2 separate regions of the Homo sapiens genome follow, and region 1 is linked to region 2. A link is a loop called in an ENCODE intact Hi-C map of the cell type or tissue named here. Cell type or tissue: dorsolateral prefrontal cortex. All regions are shown on one strand.

Region 1 (2,500 bases), 510 kb before region 2:
TAGCCACTGTAGACCCTGTGACTATCACTGACACCGTCACTGGGCTCCATTGGGCAAATGTAGTCCGTCGATTCATCGAACTTCTTTTTTCTTATGTTTCCGAAGTGTGAAAATCCTAGTTTCCTTGGCTAAAACACAGAAAATGCAAGATTATGAGAAGGCAATCAAGGCAGTGTGCAGGTATGACTGACAATATACTTAAAATTTAAGAGCAGGCACTCAAGGAGAGGAATAATGTAAACTGCTCCTAGAAAGACTCTGAACAAAACAGAGCTCTTGGAAGCAATTTCTATGCTGCAGAAAGGCCAATAGGTAAATAATCTTGAACAATAAGAGCTGCCCCTCCAATACTATGCCTGAAACTCATGCCTGGCTGCCCCACCAAAGTGACTTTCTTATTTCCATAGATGAACTGGGAGTTCCTTTAGAATGTACTTGAGGTCTGCATTTGAGGCGAAGCACAGAGAACTTGCCTCAGCACAGCTGCTGGCACCCCAACCCTTTCCCATCTCAGCACCTGGCACCATCTAAAGGCGCGTAGGATAGCCCCAGGTTGCTCCCTGCCCTAGCGTCATCCAGCACTGTTTCTGCCTGACTCCCCCAGACATACTTCCTGTCTTGCTCCCCTGGGGAAGGAGGTCTGTGCCTGAGTTGTAGCTGGGCATGAAGCATCAACACTACCAGGGATAGGACCAGCCTGGCCTCCAGAGGTTGCCTGTTGGTCTGTAGTCTGGGAAGAATGTGGTCTGAGGATGCTGTGGCTCAGGCAGGTCTAAAGGGCTTTGTGGGATTCTGGGAGCCCCAGTGAGTAGTGTTGGTGCTTGAAAGACCTGGGGACCTCTGGGTATCTGTGTGCTGGCCACTTCACGAAACAAGACAAATGGAACCAGCTTCCATTGGAAGCACTTCCTATATCAGCAGGACAGCTTTGACCAAGATCCCACGGCATTGCGGCACGCAGGCAGGCCTGACCGAAGGAAAGCCAGACTCGGAGCGCTTCCGCTCTGCAAGGTGAGTCACAGCAGCAGTGGGGTAGAGGACGAGCTCTAAGCCACCTGAGGATAGGTGCTTCCTGCACATATTTTCTAGGTAAAGAAACCTGCACTGTCTTCCTTGGACTCCAAACTGGTGGAGAACTGGCTTAACAAAGACTGGCCTCACAGACCACAAGCCCACAGCAGAAGCTGAAAGATCCTCTTTGTCCAGGCTGCGCATGCTGCTCTGGCTGTGGGCATCGCGCCAGGTGCTGTGCTGCGTGAGGGCCAGGAGGCAGCCCAGGGCCCACCCAGAAAGGCTCTGCAACTCACCCGGACTTTGGCTGTGGTGGTCAGTGGTGTGTAAGCTGGTGAGGCCATTTTCTCTCGCTTCTCCTGTTCAGCCTCCGGACCAATCAAGGCATTGAACTTGGTGGTCAGGTGGCGCCTGAGGAGCGTCTTTTGTGGGGGGATGTTGAGAAGCATAGCCAGGGTGTCCCCAGTGAAGCGTGGCTCCAGGATCTAAGAAGGAACCAGAGACAAGCCTGGCCAGGAGCAAATACAAATGGCTCGAGGGGGAGGATGCTGAGAGACTGGCCTGTTGGGGCTGGGGGTGCCTCCAGAGGAGGGACAGGAGCTCAGTCACTTGTTCTGAGTCCCACTCCACTCACTGGCTGGCACAGGGCCTGGCTCTGAGCACATACTAGCACATGTGCTGACTGACCACCTTGTTTTCACAGACCAGCAGAGAACTGGGACCTCTTTGGTGAGGCTGTCTCTCAGGATCTTCTCTGGATGACATCCAAGCCACCACACTTCCTCATTTCCCCTCTGGCTTTGCCACTGACAGATCTGAGTAGTGATAGGGATCCTATTGCAGCAAGTGGGAAGCTGCATTTTTACGGCTTCCCCGTCCCTTCCTCAGCCCTGCTGTTCCCTCGCCTTGTAAGCGTTGGTCTCCATGCAACCCATCGACCTAGAATCCTCAAGTCTCATGCCAAGGAGGTGCTGCCAGAAGGCATCTTGCTTCCATGAGGTATATTAATTCTCAAGGACAAGTTATCAAAATACTTTGAGACATCAAATTATGCAAGACCTCCAGATGAAGTACCTATTTTTTTTCGTTAGCTTTTGTGCCTTGTCCTTAATAAATAAGTTTCTGAATATCCCATTTGCACCAAGGCAGGTGGGCTAGGCCAGAGAGCCACTCACAATGAGGCCTCCATGGACTCCACTCCCTCGAAGATTGGGTGCATACTCTGCCAGGTCCACAGATCGTAACCACTCCATCACCCTGTGGTTGGACCACTGTACAACTTCTGAAGGAGAAAGGTTACTCTGTCAGAGGGAGAAGGAGAGTGAGGAAGTTAGGCTTAATAGGTCCCACCATGGTCCTCTGTGGAGTCAGCCCCGGTAAGTAACCCTGCCCCAGACGCATCACAACAATAGAAGGCCCTCAAGCTTAGTGACCCACCCCATCTGCCAGAGCACCAGCCTCCCCAGTTTCTAGGAAATAGAGCTCCCAC
Region 2 (2,500 bases):
ATATATAATATATATTATATATATATATATATAATAAGGAGAAGGAGAGAGAGAGTTTATATTTTGACCAGTACCAGAGGTAAGTCCCATTAAAACAGAGACATTGTTTTACTCACTGGTGTATCCCCAGCATCTAGAATAAAGGCTGGCATATGACAGACATTCAGTCAATATTTGTTGATTAAATGAATGAATTAAAGTCAATTCAGTATTTTAGTCAGAGAGTGAGGACAGAGTTATAACCAAGAGACCAAGCTAAGGACTAGAAGCTAGGAGGACATAGCAAAGAAGAAGGACTAGGGGCTAGAGCAGAATCAAAGTAAGATGAGTTATAGACTCAGAAGACTGAATCTCACTTTTATTGCCCACCAAATGTTTGACATGGGATGTGTCAACCTGGTTTGAAGCCTTATTGTCTAAAAACCAGGAAGCCACTAATTCAGGGAACACACTTCATTCCCCCAGGAGAAATCAGAACATTTCCTCATCTCCAGCTGTGGTCCTATACTCTGGAATTCTTCAAACTCCCAAGGAAATTATATTGTATTGTCTTCATCTGTATTCCCAGTGTCTGGCCTGGTGACAGGAATAGGACAGAATGCTTAATAAATGATTATTTCAATGACCAAACTGTGAATATATTAAGAATCCCCTTTGCAAACTCTTAGAAGGTGGACTGTAAACTCTAGGTCTGGTATGAGCTGAAACTCTCTGATGTTCCACTCTCCCTCTGCACTCTTTTCCTTCTTTCAAAAGTCCAGAGTCCTTCCCAGCCCAATATTATACCTTGAAAGAGAAGACAGAACCAAACCAGGACTGAGACATCTACTTTCTCTCCATCTGCAAAAATATTTATTAGAGCATGATCCTCAAGCAGGGTCTGTTCTGCTCTTTCTTAGTTTTGCCAGTGGCTAAAAACAAAGCACCCTACCCTTTCTTTCCCACACAGCATTTTTTGCAATTCTAGCATATTTGAACACAAATTTTCTAGACACAATTCTTAAACATAATTGTCTTTTATTTCAGCTTTATTCACACAAATGTTTAATAAGTTACTTCTCAGAGAATAGTGCATGTAAGGCAGTCTTTGATTGTGTGTTCTTTTCTTTCATCTTAGATTGTCCTTTAGTATCTAAGCTGATCAGACAGCTCCCTCTACAGTCTTCTTAGCATCTTCATGTGCCTCTTCTATTTTTTCTCTTTACTTAGTATATTTTGTATTTTTAAGTCAGAATTTTCCAATACTTTCAAAGCCAACTTTCAATTTAAAGTCTCATGGTACAGAACTATGATCATCATTTTTCTTATCTTTAGAATATCTACGTTAAATATTTCATATCTCTATTTCCAAATTTAATATGACCCTTTCACTTTTGTGCAATTTTTACAGCAGCAAAAAATTTCTCCTTATTTATAAGAATTCGACCCTGTATTAGTCAAGATTCTCCAGAGAAACAGAACCAACAGGATATATATATCCTGTTATGGTCATATTATTGCTTAATTGCAAGGATATGTTCTGAGAAATGTGTTGTTAGCTAATTTCATTGTTGTCCAAACATCAGAGTGTACTTACACAAACCTAGATGGTACAGCCTACTGTATACCTAGATTGAATGCTGTGGCATATTCCTCCTAGGGTGCAAACCTGTACAGTATTTTACCGTACTGAATACTGTAGGCAACTGTAACTCAATGGTAGTAGTTGTGTATCTAAACATATGTAAATACAGAAAAGGTAATGTGTTATGCTATGATACTATGAGAGCTACAACATCACTAGGCAGTAGGAATTTTTCAGCTCCATTATAATCTTATGACACCACCACCATATATGCAGTCTGTCATTGAGCAAGACTTTGTTATGCAGCACATGACTGAATTGGTAAACTGTGTGTGTGTGTGTGTGTGTGTGTGTGTGTGTGTGTGTGTGTGTGTGTGTATCATATATATATGTATAATATATGTATATATTATATATATATTCTTATTACTCTCTCCTGCTGGCTTTGTCCACACTCTCTGAGGAGAGGGTCCATGCTCAGTCTCCGTATTTCCTTGCAGGCACTTACACATGGAGAAAGACTTATTAAAAGGAATTGGCTTATATGTTTATGGAGGCTGGGAAGTTCCAAGATCTGCAGTTGCTGAGACCCAGGAGAGCCAGTGGTGCAAGATCCAGTTTGAAAGCTTGCAGCCTTGAAAGCCAAGAAGAATGAGTGTTTTAGGTACAGTCTGCAGGCAGGAAAAGCCTGATGTCTCAGCTCAAGCAGTCAAGCAGGAGGAGTACCTTCTTAGCCATTTTGTTCTATTCAGATCTTCAATTGATTGGATGAGGCCCATCCACATTAGGAAAGACAATCTGCTGTACTTCAATAGACAATTTGAATTGTTTATCAATTCAAATATCTACTCCAATGTATACATTTGAATTGGTATCCAATTTTAACCAATTCAAATATATACTCCAATACACAATTTGAATTGTTTACCAACTTGA

The links. Hi-C counts contacts between places; a loop is a spot of excess contacts. Peaks named below come from ENCODE experiments on the same cell type or tissue, not always from the same donor. Only the 100,000 strongest peaks of a DNase experiment are listed, where the experiment ranks them.
Region 1: a loop joins it to region 2, with 4 times the contacts of the local background. A loop is called at or near these places in 3 of 110 quality-filtered maps.

Annotation. Positions count from the first base shown.
Region 1 is chr11:7,650,652-7,653,151 of GRCh38, reverse strand. PPFIBP2 (PPFIB scaffold protein 2) reads right to left here. Exons shown (of 24, transcript NM_003621.5): 22 at 2,187-2,312; 23 at 1,308-1,496; 24 at 1-128. Among named protein-coding and RNA genes, the nearest start is that of CYB5R2, 22 kb to the left of the region's middle. RefSeq lists an enhancer at 1,080-2,279. In dorsolateral prefrontal cortex, no CTCF peak of the experiment used is centred here; DNase peaks (open chromatin) are centred at 1,241 and 1,611; H3K27ac peaks cover 2,500 bases.
Region 2 is chr11:7,142,750-7,145,249 of GRCh38, reverse strand. No RefSeq gene overlaps it. Among named protein-coding and RNA genes, the nearest start is that of RBMXL2, 55 kb to the right of the region's middle. In dorsolateral prefrontal cortex, CTCF peaks have their summits at 948 and 1,151; no DNase peak of the experiment used is centred here.